7 separate regions of the Homo sapiens genome follow, and regions 2, 3, 4, 5, 6 and 7 are each linked to region 1. Evidence: chromatin contacts called from ENCODE Hi-C or POLR2A ChIA-PET data. All regions are on one chromosome and are shown on one strand. Each heading gives the region's core, a stretch centred on a gene start or an enhancer-like site at or near the end of the contact. The rest is flanking DNA. Distances are from core to core; before and after follow the strand shown. Region 1 holds the start of ZNF184 (zinc finger protein 184). Region 2 holds the start of HCG14 (HLA complex group 14). Region 3 holds the start of LINC00533 (long intergenic non-protein coding RNA 533). Region 4 holds the start of LINC01623 (long intergenic non-protein coding RNA 1623). Region 5 holds the start of H2BC4 (H2B clustered histone 4). Region 6 holds the start of HCG15 (HLA complex group 15). Region 7 holds the start of LINC02980 (long intergenic non-protein coding RNA 2980).

The links. A loop is a pair of places that touch in the nucleus more often than their neighbours do. ChIA-PET counts read pairs that join two places held with the same protein, here RNA polymerase II (POLR2A). Pooled maps may share reads with other maps.
Region 2: a map of ascending aorta shows a loop between it and region 1 (5-fold over the local background). The contact joins the promoter of HCG14 here to the promoter of ZNF184 in region 1. A Hi-C loop is called at or near these places in 4 of 168 maps with a recorded cell type or tissue (ascending aorta, naive thymus-derived CD4-positive, alpha-beta T cell and natural killer cell), 3 of 37 single-sample maps with no recorded cell type and 20 of 50 pooled maps. POLR2A ChIA-PET finds 5 or more read pairs at or near these places in 4 of 52 experiments (B cell, CD4-positive, alpha-beta T cell, CD4-positive, alpha-beta memory T cell and 1 more).
Region 3: a map of OCI-LY7 shows a loop between it and region 1 (3-fold over the local background). The contact joins the promoter of LINC00533 here to the promoter of ZNF184 in region 1. A Hi-C loop is called at or near these places in 1 of 168 maps with a recorded cell type or tissue (OCI-LY7), 1 of 37 single-sample maps with no recorded cell type and 4 of 50 pooled maps. POLR2A ChIA-PET finds 5 or more read pairs at or near these places in 1 of 52 experiments (activated CD4-positive, alpha-beta T cell).
Region 4: a loop to region 1 is called in a map of CD4-positive, alpha-beta T cell, with 3 times the contacts of the local background. The contact joins the promoter of LINC01623 here to the promoter of ZNF184 in region 1. A Hi-C loop is called at or near these places in 3 of 168 maps with a recorded cell type or tissue (CD4-positive, alpha-beta T cell, CD8-positive, alpha-beta T cell and naive thymus-derived CD4-positive, alpha-beta T cell), 3 of 37 single-sample maps with no recorded cell type and 15 of 50 pooled maps. POLR2A ChIA-PET finds 5 or more read pairs at or near these places in 4 of 52 experiments (CD4-positive, alpha-beta T cell, CD4-positive, alpha-beta memory T cell, naive thymus-derived CD4-positive, alpha-beta T cell and 1 more).
Region 5: a map of heart right ventricle shows a loop between it and region 1 (6-fold over the local background). The contact joins the promoter of H2BC4 here to the promoter of ZNF184 in region 1. A Hi-C loop is called at or near these places in 3 of 168 maps with a recorded cell type or tissue (heart right ventricle and naive thymus-derived CD4-positive, alpha-beta T cell) and 16 of 50 pooled maps. POLR2A ChIA-PET finds 5 or more read pairs at or near these places in 7 of 52 experiments (CD4-positive, alpha-beta T cell, CD4-positive, alpha-beta memory T cell, CD8-positive, alpha-beta T cell and 4 more).
Region 6: a map of sigmoid colon shows a loop between it and region 1 (7-fold over the local background). The contact joins the promoter of HCG15 here to the promoter of ZNF184 in region 1. A Hi-C loop is called at or near these places in 7 of 168 maps with a recorded cell type or tissue (endothelial cell of umbilical vein, gastrocnemius medialis, heart right ventricle and 4 more), 6 of 37 single-sample maps with no recorded cell type and 31 of 50 pooled maps.
Region 7: a loop to region 1 is called in a pooled map, with 5 times the contacts of the local background. The contact joins the promoter of LINC02980 here to the promoter of ZNF184 in region 1. A Hi-C loop is called at or near these places in 1 of 37 single-sample maps with no recorded cell type and 7 of 50 pooled maps. POLR2A ChIA-PET finds 5 or more read pairs at or near these places in 1 of 52 experiments (activated B cell).

Annotation. Positions count from the first base shown.
Region 1 is chr6:27,471,725-27,474,424 of GRCh38, reverse strand. It overlaps ZNF184 (zinc finger protein 184), which reads left to right and starts at 1,320. Exons shown (of 6, transcript NM_001318891.2): 1 at 1,320-1,696; 2 at 1,992-2,137. The coding sequence starts at 2,131. It overlaps LOC105375001 (a long non-coding RNA gene), which reads right to left and starts at 1,301. Exons shown (of 2, transcript XR_926664.4): 1 at 1,116-1,301. RefSeq lists enhancers at 1,309-1,468, 1,529-1,628, 1,649-1,738, 2,069-2,198.
Region 2 is chr6:28,895,248-28,898,134 of GRCh38, reverse strand. It overlaps HCG14 (HLA complex group 14), which reads right to left and starts at 1,605. Exons shown (of 2, transcript NR_104117.1): 1 at 1,405-1,605; 2 at 815-1,024. TRL-CAA1-1 (tRNA-Leu (anticodon CAA) 1-1) reads left to right here and starts at 1,807; the gene lies at 1,807-1,912. RefSeq lists enhancers at 1,293-1,928, 2,564-2,887 and a silencer at 2,339-2,502.
Region 3 is chr6:28,653,177-28,656,134 of GRCh38, reverse strand. LINC00533 (long intergenic non-protein coding RNA 533) reads left to right here and starts at 1,660. Exons shown (of 3, transcript NR_135285.1): 1 at 1,660-1,703. It overlaps LOC105374996 (a long non-coding RNA gene), which reads right to left. Exons shown (of 3, transcript XR_926657.3): 3 at 2,901-2,958.
Region 4 is chr6:28,862,342-28,865,062 of GRCh38, reverse strand. It overlaps LINC01623 (long intergenic non-protein coding RNA 1623), which reads left to right and starts at 1,386. Exons shown (of 2, transcript NR_033379.1): 1 at 1,386-1,779. It overlaps TRA-AGC2-2 (tRNA-Ala (anticodon AGC) 2-2), which reads left to right and starts at 1,307; the gene lies at 1,307-1,378.
Region 5 is chr6:26,122,513-26,125,420 of GRCh38, reverse strand. H2BC4 (H2B clustered histone 4) reads left to right here and starts at 1,495. Exons shown (of 1, transcript NM_003526.3): 1 at 1,495-1,954. The coding sequence starts at 1,517. The coding sequence ends at 1,897. H2AC6 (H2A clustered histone 6) reads right to left here and starts at 1,249. Exons shown (of 1, transcript NM_003512.4): 1 at 731-1,249. The coding sequence starts at 1,188. The coding sequence ends at 796. RefSeq lists enhancers at 873-1,082, 1,173-1,312, 647-1,332, 140-1,339, 1,583-2,322 and 4 more and a silencer at 1,346-1,711.
Region 6 is chr6:28,983,324-28,986,023 of GRCh38, reverse strand. It overlaps HCG15 (HLA complex group 15), which reads right to left and starts at 1,275. Exons shown (of 3, transcript NR_135289.2): 1 at 1,040-1,275.
Region 7 is chr6:25,991,222-25,994,157 of GRCh38, reverse strand. It overlaps LINC02980 (long intergenic non-protein coding RNA 2980), which reads right to left and starts at 1,491. Exons shown (of 3, transcript NR_186645.1): 1 at 1,240-1,491. It overlaps TRIM38 (tripartite motif containing 38), which reads right to left. Exons shown (of 8, transcript NM_006355.5): 8 at 2,927-2,936. RefSeq lists an enhancer at 1,173-1,382 and a silencer at 1,373-1,682.

The sequences.
Region 1 (2,700 bases), core at 71-2,570:
GTCTGAGAGACTTGACCTTGGCCCCTTATCCAAATGCTGGGGATGCACGCCAGCATAATAAAATGCAAGTGCCATGTCTTAAATATAAAAACCTACCGATTTGTTGGATTCTTTTTTTCTGCCAAGGACACAGTGACAGACTGGCCATGGGCTACACTTGCAGCTATGTGCTCGCTGACACAGGCATATAAAATGCTTTACTAAGTGGCAAAACATGGGAATATTATCTCCGGGTTTCCTTAAGCATTAGAAAAACATGTTGGGGCCGGGCGCAGTGGCTCACGCCTGCAATCCCAGCACTTTGGGAGGCCGAGGCGGGCGGATCACTTGAGGTCAGGAGTTCGAGACCAGCCTGGCCAACATGGTGACCCCCTCGTCTCTACTAAAAATACAAAAATTAGCCGGGGATGGTGGTGCATGCCTGTAATCCCAGCTACTCGGGAGGCTGAGGCAGGAGAATCGCTTGAACCCGGGAGGTGGAGGTTGCAGCGAGCCGAGATCGCGCCATTGCACTCCAGCCTGAGCAACAGAGCTAGATTCCGTCTCAAAAAAAAAAAAAAAAAAAAAAAAGTTGGTCGCCACTCATTTGAGAGTCGTGAAAACAATTTTAATGGGTAACTACCAGTATTTTCAAAACGACAAAAGAGTAGAACAGAAAATAGAAGGTAGAACATGTAATAAAGGTAACGATTGTTTGCGTTTTAAAACTGTGTGTAGACGTGTATTTCTTTTTTTTCTTTTCTTTCTTTCTTTTTTTTTTTTTTGTTGTTTTGTTTTTTTGAGACGGAGTCTCGCTCTGCCGCCCAGGCTGGAGTGCAGTGGCGCGATCTCGGCTGACTGCAACCTCTTCCTCCCGGGTTCAAGCGATTCTTCTGCCTCTGCCTCCTGAGTAGCTACAGGCGCGCGCCACCACGCCCGGCTAATTTTTGTATTTTTAGTAGAGACGGGGTGTCACCATATTGGCCAGGCTGAGTCTCGAACTCCTGACCTAGTGATCCACCCACCTCGGCCTCCCAAAGTGCTCAGATTACAGACGTGAGCCACTGCGCTCGGTCAGTAGACGTGCATTTCTTATAATCAGTTCAGTCAGACAAGTTTACAATGCACACGCATACCTGAAACAGGAGCAAAAGACTGGCGGCGAAAATGTGCGGCCCATCGCAGGGCGAAAGTACACGTTAGCTAAAGCCTCTGGGAAATGAAGTTCAGGAACACCTTCGCGGAGTGTTCTGGGAACGCTGGTCCAGTGTGCCCGCCCGGCGCCGGCGTGCGGGGCGGGGCTCGCTCGTAACGACCGGAAGTGACCGTTGAAGCCGGTTGTAGGCGTGGAAAGAGGTTGGCGCGCTGGAAGTCCAGTTGCTTCGGCTCCCTGCGTTAGGTCTGGTGGCGGTCAATGCGCTTCCGGACCCGGGATCAGAGTGTGTGGATCGCTATAGGGGGAGGGGAGCTCAGGTATCACCATGGCAACAGCCAGCCCTCCGGACTCGTGACGTCACCCTTCTGATTTCGCGCTTAGAGGCCTCTGCAGGAGAAAGCTGGGGAGTCCTCGAAGGGGGCGCACCTCGCCTCCTTCTGTGCGGGGCGGTCCCGCCCTGATCCCTTGGAGGGCTTTGTTCTTTTGTTCTGGCCTAAGGGGAAGTCGGGTGCCGGGCCCCGCCCTGTTTGTCCACCTTCCAGCTTTAACGCTCTGCAACAGGTGTGTCTTCGTGTTATCCGAGCTCGCAGGGGTGTGAGTCACAAGTGTGCACAGAGGGAACACACCAGGTCTGTGGATGCCCCGGCCAGATTCTAGGGTGGGCACCAAGGGTTTTTTGGATCTGAAGCAGAACCCGCGTACCCGATCTCCACTCTGTTTTGTTCATCGGAGTGCCACACACCTCTCTAGTGCTCTCTTGGGGCACTTCTCTTGTGTAGCACCTCTTGGTCACTTTGCAAGACTCTGATGTGTGATTGTGTGACGTATGCTGCTGACGCCATCCTGTGTCTTTTAGGGTAGACAACCTCAGCGTGTTGCAGATTCCCTGCAAGGGGAGTTAGACATCTGAGTCCTAGACCGAGATACCAGCTGAAGGAACGCTGCCTGGCGAACCCTGGTGTTCAAGTTCCAGAGGAACGGGATGAGCTCCTGAGATGGAAGGTAGTGGGGTCGACTTGGGGGAGAGCGGGGTGATGGAGGCTTGAGAACAGTCATGACTGGAGTATCAAATACTTGAGATCAGAGCAGGAGATTTGGAAGGAAGGAACGGTATGCTTAGGGATTAGCAAAGAAACCGAATTACATTGTAGGGAGAGATTCTGTTTTATAGAGAGATACTTGGGAGAGGAGTTTATTTTTTTCTTTCGTTCCATTGGGGAATGAAAAGACATAATCATTCAGAATATCTGTGATCCCCACATGACTTCTGAATATTAAATATTAAAATTATAATCTTGAAGTCAGAAGACATCTTGGCAATTATCCCTTCAATGAAAGAGTCAGTTTTGAAATCTCCTTGGCAGACGGCTGTCTGTCAACCCTATGCCCGAACTAGTGTGGCATTAAACTCGCCATTTTGGGTGCAGACTATTCCCTTGTTGGCTTTCTTTTTTAGTTTCTTATATTAAACAGATGTACTTGTCCCTGTAACTTTTGTGTTGATCTTAGTTCTTAGTCCTCCAAAGAAAAGGAAACTGTCTGTTCTTTCTTTCACACTGCTGCCC
Region 2 (2,887 bases), core at 356-2,855, 1.4 Mb before region 1:
TCAAAAAAAAAAAAAAAAAAAAAAAATTTGATGTAATGGTTTCACTTTTAGAAATTTAAGGAAATAATCGTGGATGTTTGAAAATATTTATGTAAGGATAGTTTTTACAGCATTGCTGATGAAAATAAAAAATTAGAAATAATCCAGTTTTCAAGAATACCACTTTGATATGGAATATGTGCAGGAATTAAGATTTATGCAAAATATAGTACTTAGCAAGTATATATTCATAATATATTCATTTAGAAAGCAAGTTAGCAAATTATTTACTACACATGACCATTTTTGGAAAATGTATACCATATGAAAGACTAAATATATAAAAATGTTAATAGTTACCTCTGACTAGTGAGATTATGGATGATTTTAATTTTTGACATGTTTGTATGTTCTACAATTTGTGTGTACTTTGCAATTAGAAAAAAATAATTATAGTTAGGGTAAGATTACAGTTGCCATGTTGGGAATCACTTCCTGGACAATTTCCTTCCAATCGAAAGAAAATATACAAATCTCATGTATTGGAGGGAGACTGGGGAACCAGTGTTCACTGTACTTCTCACTACTAATTTTCTCTCTATCAAAAATAGGATATGAAACCAAGGAAGTCTGTGGAAATTAAGATAGAGCCTACTGAAACTCAGTTATTTCTCCATGCAGAAAAGAGACCTAACTTTGCCTTACAAAAAGGAAATTTTTTTTATATTAACAAATACAAAAAGTAAGCTATTAGGACAAAATCTAATTAAAATATCCAACTTTATATTTCCTCTATCTGAACCTCACAGCCCCAAATACAAGAGTTAAGACGGTTGAGTTAAAATGTATTTATTGAACCTCTACCGTGTTTGCCAGGCACTGTTACCTGGACGGCATTGGTCTACACATGTTATTTTAGCGGTGTCGCTGGCCTCTAGGGGCTCTTGTTCTAGTGGGAGGGATGATTTCTGTTTAGTTTCAGGGCTCCATTAAAATTTGTGACCTTGGGGCTTCCCGGCCTGGAGCTCAGATTGCTTGGCGAAGGCTGAGAAACAGAAAAGTGGATCAGGCGATGTGGTGCACTCCCCTTAAAAACTACCGCTGTGTTCCCCGACCTGGCAGTGGTCACTTGGAGCCCATTAATCGGGAACATCCGAGAGCGACAAGGAAGGCCGCGGGCGAGCGCGTCGCTCGCGGAGTTTCCCCGGACCTGGGATCGCCGATCCCTCGGCGCGGACACCAGCCTTGCCCATGTGGTGGTCCCTGTGGAGACCTTCCCAGCCGTTCCCGGCTACCACTTTTAGAGCCCAAGACAAACTTCGACGAGTGGCAAGGCAGTGACAAATGGAACCAAAATAGAGGGGCTAAAAGGGGACCTTCCTATAGAACCGGGGTCTTTTGTTAGGGTTTTGTTTTGTTCCTCACCATCTTCCAAACAATGAAGTCCTGGGGGAGGCTAACCACGATCAAGATTTCAGTAAACATCAGACACTGGAGAGCCGACCCAGCGACCGAAGAAGCAAAAGATCTTCTTTCCTTCCTGAAATCTGGGCAGGCTGGGAGCAAAAAAAAAAAAAAAAAAAACCCGCACACGTTTTTCGAGATGGCGATAACAGTTATAAGGCCCGTAAGAGACTTGATCCAGTTTTATGCAGAAACATTTTCTAGTCCTGCGAACCCTTTTGCTTTTTCAATCCACAAGTGGCTTTCTGCCCTTCTGTTACCAAGCAACCCTGACGTCATCGCGTTTCTGCGTGCGTGCACGACACAGAATCATTGCTTGTTGATCTCTATTTTAGTGCAAAAATCAGGGCTGTTATGCAGTGTGTCAGGATGGCCGAGTGGTCTAAGGCGCCAGACTCAAGCTAAGCTTCCTCCGCGGTGGGGATTCTGGTCTCCAATGGAGGCGTGGGTTCGAATCCCACTTCTGACACATACTTTTCTTTTTCCTCTCCTTACTTTAGAGATATCCTGATCTCAGCAGTAGGCATAAACAATTACCAACGTATATTTTTAAGAATCGGCTTTTAGGTACCGGGCGCGGTGGCTCACGCCTGTAATCCTAGCACTTTGGGAGGCCGAGACGGGTGGATCACGAGGTCAGGAGATCGAGACCATTCTGGCTAACACGGTGAAACCTCGTCTCTACTAAAAATACAAAAAAAATAGCTGGGCGTGGTGGCGGGCGCCTGTAGTCCCAGCTACTCGGGAATGAGGCAGGAGAATGGCGTGAACCCGGGAGGCGGAGCGTGCAGTGAGCCAAGATCGCGCCACTGCACTCCAGCCTGGGGACAGAGCGACACTCCGTCTCAAAAAAAAAAAAAAAAAAAAAGAATTGGCTTTTAAATTTATCTCAAAGGGCTTGTCCAAACTAAAAACATTAAAAGCGGAAGCATCGCGATATTTTTACGAAGCCGCGAGATTTGGGCCAAAAAACGCCTAATTAAAGGCAGAGGTTACTAGCGATTGGTCTCTGTGCTGCAGTGCGAGATAATCCTGATGTCGCGGGATTCGGAACGCAGATAGCTTCCTGCCTCGCCGAGGGAATGGAGAGAAGGGGCTCTGGGCGGGTTCTTTTCCCGCTTCTCGACCAGGCTCACACTCTGTGTCTCAGATCCAAGCCCTCCCCTAGATATTTCCTGGAGCACTTTCCTACCAATCTCACAACGCTGTGGCTCGTGACAGTGCAGTCTCTTTAAAAATCTTACACAGGTCCTCTGCTCTCCTATTTTCAAAACTCATGTAACCAGTTCTCAAAAATGTCTTTCGTAAATTATGCACATTCACACTCGTTTTGGCATCTGATCATTACCGTTTTGTCAGTCAAAATTGAGTACCATTTTAACCATTGAATGAAATATGAAAGCTGTACGTTCCTCTCGCAAATGTAATCACCGTGAAAAATTTA
Region 3 (2,958 bases), core at 411-2,910, 1.2 Mb before region 1:
ACCAGCAAATAAAAGATTTTTCTCCAGGTTTCAGCTGTCCGCTTATTTTTATGTTTTCAGAAAATTGCCCCTTTTCTTTCTTCCTTTTGCTTCTCTTAATATTCTTTCGGCAGAAAAGCTACAGAAAATTAGGTCTGGTTTTACCAATTAAAATAGCGATCTTTTGAAATATTGTTTAAAATTTTTTTAATTTTCCTATCAGGAACCCAGAGTTATACGATCAATTAAAACAAGCCTTTCCTTAGTAAGACAGTCCCAAGTTATCAATTTCCCTTTTCCATGAGATAAGTTTATTTCAATTGTCTTCCCTTGCTTTAAGATGAGGTCAGAGCCATCTCAGACCACTGGCAAATAACCTCAAATTTTATGGGGGAACAGAGTTTAAGGGTCTATTTCTTCTATCCCAGAAGGCCCTGAATTCTTAAGGGATCGGCTTTTTTCCCCAATACCTAGCTTTGCAAAGCAGGGATCTCAAGGAGTGGCAATTCTGATTTCTTAGTCCTGGGACAATTTTGGAAAGACAAAACATAAAATAGAAGCTTCTCTCTACTTGGCAGAACTGTACCTGGTGAGATTAAGTTACATCACCTCCACCGGCCCTTGACTTTTAAAATGTCTGCGAACTGCTCATATGTCTATGACTAAAGGGCCAGTGGATACCGAGATACTGCTTTGACTCTTATTTTCCCTAAGAGCTAAGAGCGTCTCCACCGTGGGAAAGCCTCTGGAGTCTCCCAGCCTCCTGCAGGAGACTCAGTTCTGTATCTCTGCCCCAAAATAGGCCCCAGGCCATGAGTTCTGGCTCTGGAAGCACTAAGGTAGAGCTGCCATCTTTGACTAAGGCTTCTGTCTGTGCCTCTGGGTTAAATGGTTTTACTTCATGCACTTACTATGCTGGACTTGAATTACTGGTGGGTTTTTGTTTGGTTGTGTTTGGTGGTTTTTTTTTTTTTTTTTTTGGAGATTTCTTCCTCTCTTTATTTCCCTTATGATATGGTTATGTATTTATTTTGTAGTCATTTTATATTTATAATGTCATTTTACATTTATATTGTTGTCATTTAAAATCATATTGGATCTATTGTTGTTGTTCAAGTGGGTAAATTTTTCTCAGAGATATCTCCAATAATAGATATTCATAAGATAAAAATCTTCTTTTTTTTTTTTTTGTGATGGAATCTTGCTCTGTAGCCCAGGCTGGAGTGCAGTGGCACGATCTCAGCTCACTGCAAGCTCCGCCTCCCGGGTTCACGCCATTCTCCTGCCTCAACCTCCCGAGTAGCTGGGAGTACAGGCACACCACCACGCCCGGCTAATTTTTTGTATTTTTAGTAGAGACAGGGTTTCACCGTATTAGCCAGGATGGTCTCAATCTCCTGACCTTGTGATCCGCCAGCTTCGGCCTCCCAAAGTGCTAGGATTACAGGCGTGAGCCCCGCGCCCGGCCAAAGATAAAAATCTTTATACAGTCGTGTGTCAATAAGGGGCAAATGTTCTGAGAAATGCATTGTTGGATGATTTCGTCATTGTGCGAACGTCACAGAGTGTACTTATGCAAACCTAGATGATATAGCCGACTATACACCTAGGCTGTATGGTATAGCCTATTGCTCCTAGGCTACAAAGCTGTACAGCATGTTGCTGAACTGAATACCGTCGGCAATTGCAATACAGTGGTATTTGTGTATCCGAACATACGAAAGGTACAGTAAAAATGTGGTATAAAAGATAAAAATGGGGCCAGGAACAGTGGGACACGACAGTAATCCCAGCACTTTGGGAGGCTAAGGCGGGTTGATCGCTCGAGCCCAGGAGTTGTAGACCAACCTGGGCAACATGGTGAAACCGCATCTCTACAAAATACAAAAATTAGCTGGGTGTGGTGGCACACGCCTGTGGTCACAGCTACTCAAGAGGCTGAGATGGGAAGATCAAGTGAGCCCAAAGGTCGAGGCTGCAGTGAGCTGAGACTGCGCCATTGCACTCCATTAAAATGGTACACTTGTACTGGGCACTTGCCATGAATGTGTCTTGCAGGACTGGTAGTAGTTGTTCTTGGTGAGTCAGTGAGTGAGTGGTGAGTCAATGTGAAGACCTAGGACATTACTGTACACTACTGTAGATTTTATAAATGCTATACACTTAGGCTACACGAAACTTATAAAGTATTTATTTCTTCAATAATAAATTAACCTTAACTTATTGTAACTTTTTTACTTTATAAACTTAATTTTTAAAAACTTTTTGACTCTTTTGTAATAACACTTAGCTTAAAACACAAACACCTGGCTTGGCATGGTGGTTTATGCCTGTAATCCCAGCACTTTGGGAGGCTGAGGCATGCTGATCACTGGAGGTCAAGAGTTTGAGACCAGCCTGGCTAACATGGTGAAACCCTGTCTCTACTAAAAATTTTAAAAAATACAAAAGTTAGCCAGATGTGGTGGCGGGCGCCTGTAATCCCAGCTACTCGGGAGGCTGAGGCAGGAGAATCGCTTGAACACGGGAGGCGGAGGTTGCAGTGAGCCAAGATCTCGCCACTGCGCTCCAGCCTGGGTGACAGAGCAAGACTCCGTCTCAAAAAACAAAAACAAACAGACAAAAAATCCAAAAGACCACAAACACCTGTAAAGCTGTACAAAAAACATTTTTTCTTTATATCTATATTCCATTAGCTTTTTTCTATTGAAAAGCTTTTTTTTTTTTTTTAACTTTTAAAACTTTTTTTTTTAAAAAATGAAGACACAAACACACACATTAGGTTAGGCCTAGACAGGGTCAGGATTATCAATATCACCATCTTCCACCTCCAAATCTTGTTCCACTGCAAGTTCTTCAGAGGCAATACCAAGTAGGAAGCTGTCATCTCCTATGATAACAATGCCTTCAAGAATCCCTTGTGAGGGCCTGCCTGAGGCTGTTTCACAGTTAACTATTTTGTAATAAGTAGAAAGAGTA
Region 4 (2,721 bases), core at 137-2,636, 1.4 Mb before region 1:
AATGGTTATAAACTGGGGTGAACTTAGCAAAGCCTGTTTATTCAGGTTCTCTTTGGCATCTCTGTGTCTTCGTTTATTTCCTCCAAGTACATTTTCTCCCCTCTGAATTGACGGTCTTATCACCTACTTTAATTGGAAGATCAGGTAGCTTTCATGGCCCGCTTCACGGAACAAGGGCCCAGAGAAAAACGTTTCTGCTTCTGCTGTTTTCTCAAATGCCGAGGTGTCGTATTTTGGGAGTAGTGTGACCTGAACCCAGTCAAAAGACGTCCGAGTCTTTCTAATCTCTGGGTCATAGGGTCGCCTTTGGCCTATGCATTGTACGTATACAGTATGGCATTTCGCATGTCTGTCCACTTCTAGGCGCACAGTCCAACTGGCTTTGACTGGTCAGGAAGGCCAGGCCTGGATCTGGGGTTGGTACTATAGGTTAGATGTTTTCAGGTTTTGAAGGAGAAACAGGTCCCTTAAGGATGAGAGCGAATCAGAAGAAGACAGACAAAAAAGGATTTAGGATTTGTTCCAGAAGCTCATTTCTGGATTGACTGTCGTACCAAGGTTTGGCGAACGGCGGCAAGCGCTTGCCAGTTTGTCGAAGAGTGGAGAGGTCAGTTGTGCCAAGGAGTGGAGAGGTCTAAGAACTCTCCAGGAGCACGGAGGGTTTATGCAGTCATAAATCGCCTTGCTTCTGCATACTTTTTATTCCGTGGAGGATTCCGCCCGGGCGATGGCGCCATAAATGCAGGTGCGTCCTGGCTCTTTTCTCTTCCCAGTGCGCATCTCGGCGACTCTCACCACCCGAGTCTCAGAGCCCGCGAAACGTAGCGTGCCAGGTTCTCCATCCCGAGGCTGGGCGCGGGAACCTGCAGGGGCAGTAACTACGACCGGGACAAGCCGATCTGCAATTCCCCTCCTGTTTTCTCTGCCCCTTGGACTTAAATTCCCACGGCGGCGTTTAGGGCTTTCGTTTTATCTTTCTGCGTTATGCTCGCGGTTTCCTGGCAACCTTTCCAAGCAGAATCACCCCATCACAGACCTTTCTCTGGGGGGCGGCCAGGCAGGACGGCTCCCTTATAAACCCCGATAGGTGGTTGTCGAGCGGCCGTCCGAGAGGGTGACCTGCAGCGGGAGATCCCAGGCCCAGCACGGGACTTTCGATATAACATTCAGTTTTCCTTCTCTCAGCGCAGTCAGGAAACAATATCCAGTATAGCGAATTCAAAATTAAGTTCGACAAAATATGCTTCTTGGCACGACCGATAATAGTAACAGGTCATAGAAATATTTTGGCCCACGTTGAGCGTTGGGGGGTGTAGCTCAGTGGTAGAGCGCGTGCTTAGCATGCACGAGGCCCCGGGTTCAATCCCCGGCACCTCCAGCTTCATTTTTCTCCCGCCTTTTCTCCTAGATGTGCCTTGTTTGCAAAATCATGTCTATCATGTCCACGACTCGCCTCAATTTTTTTTCTTTTGTTTTTGTGGCACTTTCATTCTCTCTCAATTCTTCAAATTCACATGGAAACCAAGGAAAACAAGCTCCGTTTTGCTTTCAATATTGATGCATTTCTGCTCTAAGGCTTTGACACCACCCTGGGTGGCTGTGTCAAGAGATGAAAGACAAAATGAAAGAGGCCGCGGAAGCACAGACTGGCAGAATTCCAAAACCCGAAAAACAAGCAAGGCACCAAATTAACAAGCCCAATCACATTGGTTACATTTCCCAGTATTATCGAAGATCAAGCAAGAAAGAAAAAGACAGAAAACAAATGCGAAACCACAGGTAATTTTTTACAATTTATTTTAGATCCTTTCTTTTTTGAGCTGTTCCTTGGTCAAGGGACAGACCCAGAAAATAGGAAAACTGTCCCACGGATTTCCCCACCACTCTCTTCCCATCGCAATCTCTTTTCTTTTCCCCCATCAGGTGTCCTCTTGTTCGTCCGATTTTAGACTTTGTAAGCTTTTTGTAGGCTTTTTTTTTTTTTTTTTTTGGAGACAAGAGTCTCACTCTGTCTCCCAGGCTGGAGTGCAGAGTGCAATGGCACCATCTCGGTTCACGTGCAAGCTGTGCCTCCCAGATGCAAGTGATTCTCCTGCCTTAGCCTCCCGAGTAGCTGGAATTACAGGCATGATGCACCACCATGCCCGGCTAATTTTTTTTTTTTTAGTGGAAACGGGGGTTTCACCATGTTGGCCAGGCTGGTCTCGAACTCCTGAACTCAAGTGATCCACGATCCACCCGCCTCTGCCTCCTAAAGTGCCGGGATTCCAGGCGTGAGCCACCACGCCTGGCCTACTTTGTATGCATTTCTTTGACTCATTGTTATTGTTTCTGACTTTATTAGGGTAACTTTTATTAAAGCATAATGTAAGCTTTGGATCCAAATAGAAGTTCTTTATTGTGTTAAATAAATTGAAGCCTTCGTATCTGGCTGACTTGAAGCAGCACTTAGCTAGTTTTAAAAGATATGGAAGGCAATCAGAAAACAAAGATACATATCCCCACTCCCTTCTCTTCCCAATTCTAACCGCAGCTCACATTTTGAAGGGCCTCACACATGCATGTGTGAACATCTCAACATATTAGCGGTGGCAGTTATCTGTAAGGAGTCTGCAGCAACATTAATTCTTGCCTCCTCAGGAGAAGGAAAGAATTCGATTGAGGAGCATAATGCCGAAGGAGAGACCGAGGCAAGTCTTAGAGCAGGGGTGAAAAATTATT
Region 5 (2,908 bases), core at 246-2,745, 1.3 Mb after region 1:
GGTGTTTCACCATGTTGGCCAGGTTAGTGTCGAAGTCGTGACCTCAGGTGATCAGCCCCCTCGGCCTCCCAAAGTGGTAGGATTAGAGGGGTGAGCAGAAAGCAAAGGTTTTTGAGTGGCCACAGGCCCCACTCTATTTCCTTTTCTGCCTGTAATGGCAACCTAGACGCTTGAGCTTCTTAAAATACAAGAGTAAGTTGCATGTCAGGCACCGTTCTACATTAGGGACATTAGTCTGTTTTACAGACACCTTTCAACTCCCTGGTTAACTTTTAGGTAATATACTCTGCACTTTAGCAGGAATGGGACCTATAACTCTCACAGAATTAGGAAAGTGAGGCTGCCTACAGCCTAAATTGAGAAAAAAATAGACGGGGGACTAGTCGGAGGACCAAACAAGGTTACCAACACGTTAGAGTTTTGCCTTCAATTTACATTTTTAAAGTAATCACAACGAAGTGTTTAGATCACGAGGCATCCCTGCATGTAAACTGTTAGGCACTAACTATGGTCGATCTTACAAAGCATTAACTAGAATATTTCTTTAGAGTATGATAGTACGTAACTGACCTACTATTACATACAAACAGACCAACCTTTAGTAACAGCGCTCCCCAAAAACCGAAAAGCAGTAATACGCTTTGCTCAAGGTTGGCATAAAATTAACTTACCTTAGTGCCTTTTTTCCTTCTACCTACAAGCAGTGAGGTTAGCTCTTCCTTTGAAACGGTAGGGGGGCTCTGAAAAGAGCCTTTGGGTTTGATAGCGTTTCCGGGAGCTCAGATACCTGTCAAATCACTTGCCCTTGGCCTTGTGGTGACTCTCGGTCTTCTTAGGCAGAAGCACGGCCTGGATGTTAGGAAGGACGCCGCCCTGAGCAATGGTCACCCGGCCTAGCAGTTTGTTGAGCTCCTCGTCGTTGCGGATGGCCAGCTGCAAGTGGCGCGGGATGATGCGAGTCTTCTTGTTGTCGCGAGCCGCGTTGCCGGCCAGCTCCAGGATCTCGGCGGTCAGGTACTCTAACACCGCCGCCAGGTACACCGGCGCGCCTGCCCCAACCCGCTCTGCGTAGTTGCCTTTACGGAGCAGGCGGTGCACTCGGCCCACCGGGAACTGGAGACCAGCGCGAGAAGAGCGGGATTTCGCTTTGGCGCGAGCTTTGCCTCCTTGCTTACCACGTCCAGACATTGCAATCAGACAAAAATCACCAAAACCAGCGGCCTAAGCTCACGAGAAAACAAACAAAATCAAGAAATATGTAAAACATGGCCGCTTTTATAGGTAGTTCCTGGGGAGTAAATCCGACTTTTTGATTGGTCGGTAGCAAATGCTAGTCAGATAGCCAATAGAAAAGCTGTACTTTCATACCTCATTTGCATAGCTCTGCCCACGGATGACAACTGTGCAGTTTGTCTTCCAATTAACTAAGAGGTACTCTCCATCCCTCATTAGCATAAAAGCCCTATAAGTAGCAGAAATCCGCTCTTTACTTTCGACACATTTCTGGTGTTTTAAGATGCCTGAGCCAGCCAAGTCTGCTCCCGCCCCGAAGAAGGGCTCCAAGAAGGCAGTGACCAAAGCGCAGAAGAAAGATGGCAAGAAGCGCAAGCGCAGCCGCAAGGAGAGTTACTCTGTGTACGTGTACAAGGTGCTGAAACAGGTCCATCCCGACACTGGCATCTCTTCCAAGGCCATGGGCATCATGAATTCTTTCGTTAACGACATATTTGAGCGCATCGCGGGCGAGGCTTCCCGCCTGGCGCATTACAACAAGCGCTCGACCATCACCTCCAGGGAGATCCAGACGGCCGTGCGCCTGCTGCTTCCCGGAGAGCTGGCCAAGCACGCCGTGTCGGAGGGCACCAAGGCCGTCACCAAGTACACCAGCTCCAAGTAAACATTCCAAGTAAGCGTCTTAACACCTAACCCCAAAGGCTCTTTTAAGAGCCACCCAGATACCCACTAAAAGAGCTGTGGCCAGACGCCAAATTTTATTTGGCGGCGGAGGGGTATTAGAATATAGGAACTGGAGAGGGGTGGGGACAAGTGTTGCAGCTTAGAGAGGGACAAAGGGTCCTGAACCCGAAAGAAGCCAGCCATTAAAAATGGCTTTGGGGTCAATTCGTTGTGCTTAAATTTAAAATGGAGACAAGCGGCCATTTTGCTAACTCGGCGTTCCCGGAAGAAACCGCAGGCTCGCTTAGGTTTCAGACCCAGCTGTCTGTCCCTGTCTACGTCGCCAGGATCAACGGTTGCCGTAATGTCATAATTTCGCCACCAGCTTCTAGCCAATAGGCTGTCCTGTCATTTTAAATATTAACCAATCGAGGGAAAGCTGTTTTGAGACTCTGATTTACATAGCGGACCGGAGTGGGAACCTGGGCAGTAACTGCCTAAGGAAGGACTCCCCCTCTGTTTTCGTGGCGCACACCTTCGTAGTATACTGAAGGGTGTGTCTCCTGGGTTTCCAACTGCCCCGGTAATAGTCTTTTAACCTAATATGCGTCAGTTTTGATAACAACACTAAGGCAGTACAGAACTAAAGATGTAAGCACTGCGCCAGATGTTGCTTCATACATCTTATTCTATTCAACTGGTTTATTCAAGATTCAAATCAAATCAAATTTTGCTTGAATCCCAGTGCTCAGTCAGCCATAAATGGTGTGTTGCCTGATTGAAACTTAAAATCTCCGTAGGGGGCTTGTAACATGCAGACAAGTTTGAAAGTTGCTTTAGGAGAAGCCAACTCTTAACTGCTGGGTAAATTGACAAGCCTTCGAACACTGAACTGAAGGCCAGTAAGGACTAGGCGCTGGGTGGGGGAGAATGAAGAGGAGACGTCATTAAACTTAGCACATACACTGTATCTCCTAGAGGACTCTCCCTTCCTAGACAACTGCAGGCCGCT
Region 6 (2,700 bases), core at 26-2,525, 1.5 Mb before region 1:
CACACAAAGTCAGAACAAAGTATGTATGTATTTGAGCCAGGGCCTCGCTCTGCCACGATCAGAGCTCATTGCGGCCTCGAACTTCTGGGCTCAAGAGATCCTCCCGCCTCAACCTCCGAGCAGCTGGAACTACACGTACACGTGACCGCGCCTAGTTTTTCTTTCTTTTCTTTCTCTTTCTTTTCCTTTCTCTCTCTCTCTCTCTTCCCCCCGCCCACCCCCCCCCCTTTTTGGTAGAAACGGGGGTCTCGCTTTTTTGTCCTGGCTGATCTCGAAATCCGAGGCTTCAAGCGACCCTCCCGCCTCCGCCAGAGGAAGAATGTAAACGGGACAGGAATGTGTCTCTGCTCCCCCGCCCTGGCGAGGGACTTGCTAGTATCCTCTATCCAACTGCTGGCTGAATGTGTTCTCTCTAGGAATCGAGGAGGACTGCCTTTCTCGCTGGTTCTATTTCAGTCCCGATCCCACAGCTTCAGTCCAACCGGTTTGCTTTGTTTGATAGGCTGGGCATGAGAGTGAGATTTGGAGCTATCCTCACAGATTCCTGGAAGTTGAACAGATCTCTGATGAGTCCTCTCTTTAGAACTAAACTGATTCCCCCAGGACCTACCAACTTGAGGAATTTTCTGGGAAGCACTTAGGTACCTGTACGGACTTGTCAACAACTGCCATACGTAAGAGACTCTAATTCCAGCTTTACTGTGCATGACCAGAAAGCTTGAAATTGAAATCTTGATGCCATCCCATAGTTAACCGAGATTTTCCAGGTTTATATATAGTTCAGAATTCAAAGTTCTGAAAATCTAAGAGCTTTCACAACTCTGCGCTTTTGCTTCTCCTGAGACGCTTGTCCTGGAATGCTGGTTTCCATTTTGTTCCCTAATAAAAATCTTGTTCATTCTTCAAAGCCCACTTCAAATAGGGTCTTCCCCACCCCACCTCCAAATCTCCCTCTCTCTCTCACATACACACACCCCATTGTATTTTTCCACACTTCATTTTAGCAGGTAACTCTGTGCCCAATAGAAAATTTACTCACTTGGCGGGGCGCGGTAGCTCACGCCTGTAATCTCAGCACTTTGGGAGGCCGAGGCGGGCGGATCACCAGGTCAGGAGATCGAGACCATCCTGGCTAACACGGTGAAACCCCGTCTCTACTAAAAATACAAAAAATTAGCCGGGCGTGGTGGCGGGCGCCGGTAGGCCCAGCTACCTGGAGGCTGAAACAGGAGAATGGCGTGAACCCAGGATGCAGAGCTTGCAGTGAGCCGAGATGGCGCCACTCCACTCCAGCCTGGGCGACAGAGCGAGACTCTGTCTAAAAAAAAAAAAAAAAAAAAAAAAAAGGAAAACTTACTCACAGTATCTGTCTCCTTCATTCCCCAAGTACGGTGAGAAGAATGATGATGATGATAATATTAATAACACGGATTTGGATAATTGGCTGACTGCTTTTGTGTATTATGTTATTGACTCATCGCAACTTTATATAGTAAATACTGTAATACTTTTATTCCCATTTTACAGTTGAGAAAATTGGGATTTGGGGGGTGTTAAGAGGTGAGATTTCTGTCTTGGTCATTTTTCATTTTCCATAGTGACTAGTGTAGTACAAGCCTACTGGCTCTGAATATTTGCAGATTGATTCCTTGACCCTAGCTGTTGACTTTTTTTTTTTTTTTTTTTTTTTTTAGTAGTCTTTCACATTCTCTTTCCTCCTCTTGTCTTGATGCATATTTTGGTTTTGTTATATTTTTTCGACGTTCTCTCTGAGCTGACGAGTAAACGGTAGCAAGTCTGGTGAATAAACAGAACCTACCGTGCCAAAATTAGGGAATTTTTTTTCCTATGGACAATGAATAATAGCTCAGATGAGAAGGAAAGAAACTGGTAGCATTCGAAGAAGAGTTCTTTTTCTCTAATCCAATTAGCTTTATGTGGAAAATGAAAGAAAAGAAAAGAAAAGAAAAAAAGAGGCATTAATCAAGATAAGTTAAGCCAGACAGTTCCTTTCACAGGGGTCCCAACCAGACTGTTTTCTGAAAGCAGAGGCATAAAAACTAATGAAGCAAGAGATTCTTGCTGCACATAGAGGAGACAACGTGTGATATCACGAAAAGAGGGTGCTTTTCAAGAACTGATCACCAGCAGGCCTAGAGGGTTGAATTCCTATGAAACATTAGATTAAAAGGCTTCCGTATATACAGGAATTTTACAAACCATATTACTTTTATGTCTATGTCAAAATAAGATTTCTTAGTCAAATTGATCTTATGTATGTGTCAAAGTTTATTAATTCAAGGACAGAACTGACAAGATGACAAAAGAGTGTCCCATCTCAAGGAAGTTTTGGAAACTGTGAATATATGGAGCCAGGGAAGAGAAGAGAAAGTGCAATTAATTAGAAAAAGTCCTGCTTCATTTAACTGGATCATAACAACATCACATCCTGGCTGGAAGCGGTGGCTCACGCCTGTAATCCCAGCACTTCGGGAGGCTGAGGCGGGTGGGTCTCTTGAGATCAGGAGTTCGAGACCAGCCTGGCCAACATGGTGAAACCGCGTCTCTACTAAAAATACAAAAATTAACCTGGAGTGGTGGCACGTGCCTTTAATCCCAGCTACTCGGGAGGCCGAGACAGGAGAATTGTTTGAACCCGGGAAACGGAGGTTGCAGTGAGCTGAGATCGGGCCACTGCAC
Region 7 (2,936 bases), core at 242-2,741, 1.5 Mb after region 1:
GCTCCTGCTAACTACCTGAATGATTGCGATGTAAGGACAGCACTGCCTGAATCCTATTTATCTCTCGCTATGCCATAGCGGCCTTCCATGCTGATGGCGTGTTTGAGGATCCAGAGGGGTCTTTGGTTGGCAGGATTGTTTTATTTCCCCAAGAGGAGAGCCTTGATGCAAAAATAGGTGAAGAAATCAGTACAACAAAACAGAAAGCCTAGAAACTACTATGAACACAATAGAGCAGAAGTAGCCTTAAGAGTTGGTGGAGAAAGGATGGTCTATTCAATTACCTGGGCTGAGAAACTGGCTTTCATATGGAATAAAAATAAAATTATAGCTATACCCCATATCATACACAAAAGTTTCTACATCTAACAAAGACACAGATAGAAAATGTTTTAAAATTTTAGAAGAAAATAGTGCAGAATTTTAGTGCAGAATTTCTTAGACTAGATGCAAAAACAAAAATGATTAAAGTGGCCAGGCACGGTGGCTTATGCCTGTAATCTCAGCACTCTGGGAGGCCGAGGTAGGTGGATTAGTGGAGGTCATGATTTCGAGACCAGCCTGGACAACATAGTGAAACCCCATCTCTACTAAAATACAAAAATTGGTAGGGTGTGGTGGCTCACGCTTTTAATCCCAGCTACTTGGGAGTCTGAGGCAGGAGAATCACTTGAACCTGGGAGGCAGAGGTTGCAGTGAGGGGAGATGGCGCCACTGCACTCCAGCCTGAGCAACACAGCGAGACTCTGTCTCAAAAAAATCTAAAAATAAAAAGATTATTTTTAAAAGACTATTTTAAACAAAAAAAATCGTTTAAATGATATGACACACTACATCTAATATTTGGAAAAGTACTTCTTAATACTTTTAATAAAAAGAGGCGCTGAGAGCATACAACCTATCCTCAGAAGAGTGTTTGACCTCTAGGAGGGACGCAAGCGCGTTCTTCCTTCATTTTAACTGGTCATTTTCATTTATTTCAGGAACATCTGAAGTAAACACAGTCACACGTTAACCTTTAAAAATCTAGGAGGTGCGTACGCATAGTTCCATTACTTCAATTTTTGTACTTTTGCATTTTAAAATATCACAGGGAAGCTCGGTACAGCTTCAAGGCTAGGAGGGGTGGCTCTCTCTTAAGCCCTGTCCCCGCCAGCCCCAGACCTCTCGTCCCGCCCCCATTGCCCAGTCCCCACCCTCACTTCCCCATTTCCCCACTCCCGCGGTCTCTTAACGCACCTCGTTTTTCGTCCAGTGGACTCAGACCTGTAGTCTTCCACCAGGATCGGCTCCTTTCCCGGAGCTCTCGCTCTTAGAGGAAATTGAGAGAAGCATCAGCGGAGACCCATCTGTGGCTCTCCAGAGGGCGCGGCATTCAGACCCCAGATCCAGCTGTGAGAACGGACCCCAGGCTCACACCAGGCCTGCGGGAGGCGGCCCACCAGAGGCGCTAGAAAACAAGCCTCGCGGGGAGGCGCGCAGGGCGACTGCAAGCTGTAGGGGGCGCTGGCGCCCTCACAGGCCAGGGGCAGGGCCGGCGCTGCGGGCGGGGCTCCTGCGGCGTGAGGGGCGGCCCCAGGCCAGCAGCTGCGCCCTGGCTGGGAGCCGGGGAGCATTTGCTGCTCTGCTGGACCCTGAGTCTGGCGGCGGGCGGCCTCCTCTCCGCTCCCCGCCCGCCATCCCCCAACTCCCGATCTCTCTGCTGCGTCTGGCCTCAGGCTGAGACCCCAACGAATCATTCCCCGCATGGGAACATTTTATGATATAACTGAATTCAGTTTTATGTATAACTGAATTACGGATATGAGAATCTCAAATGAGGACGAATGGTTTTTACGCACAAAACATGAGACACAAATCTGTAAGAAATATAAAGTCGTGACCACGTCCTTTCAGAACTTTAACCTGTTTGCTGAAGTACGTCAGTAACAATGGCAGGGAAAGGGTATCTTAAATTTCACCACAGCCTCAAAGAGGCCATTTCGTGGATCCGCTGAGGCTTGGAGTCGGCCTTCTGACCACGAGTCCTGCGGCTATGAAAGAGGAAGCCGCGGTTCAGGGCGTCCTCGCGAGTCGTGCAGCCCGCCCTGCTCCAGCTGGGGACACCGGTGGTCACGGCGCTTTCCAGCTGCAGATCCAGGCGGCAGCCCAAGATTTGGTCCAGCCGCCAAGGGGTGGCTCGAGTGACTGACGGGCCTTGAACGCTCCCAGGACCCACATCTGGAGAGGGAGGTGGGGGTGGGGTGCTGAAGTCATTCTTGGGGCCCCTGGGGGCGGGCATGGACCTGGGTAAGGCCAGAGAAATTGACACCTCGTGACATCCCTGGAAGAGAAGTACGTTCAGTGTCACTCCAGAGCTGAAACCGCCTTCTGGCTGGTCCCTCCTCACCTACATACTTTTCTAATTTGTCTGGAGCAGGCCGGGCATCTGTATTATCTGGTTATTTAAATATCTGGTTATTTAAAAGCTCTCCATTAAATTCACATACACGAAAATAAAAATTAAAAAAAATTTTAAAAAAAAGAAACAAAAGCTCTCTAATGACCAAGTCCTACACGATAGTGAATAAATTTTTTTGTGTGGTCCCTAAAATTGAGTTCATGCCTTTTCTGAAGTAATAGACGCCCAGAGAAGGGATCGACTTACCCATCATGCCACAGAGATTAATTGGCCCCAGAATTCTTTAGCAGACCGTGTATATGAACGTCCTTTGCAATCATATAAATTAACTGGGAAAACCTCATTTAGTATGTTACATGCCTAGCGTTTTGTGCCTGAACACCTTACAAGAACCAGGGACTATTGCCCCAATATTATATTTCAGGAAAGGAAGGCCCAGACAAATGGTGTCACTGGTCCACTTTCACCCAGTTGGTAAATGAAACCAGAAATTATAGCTGTACCACAGAAAGGTGAAAACGTTTCTTTTATAATT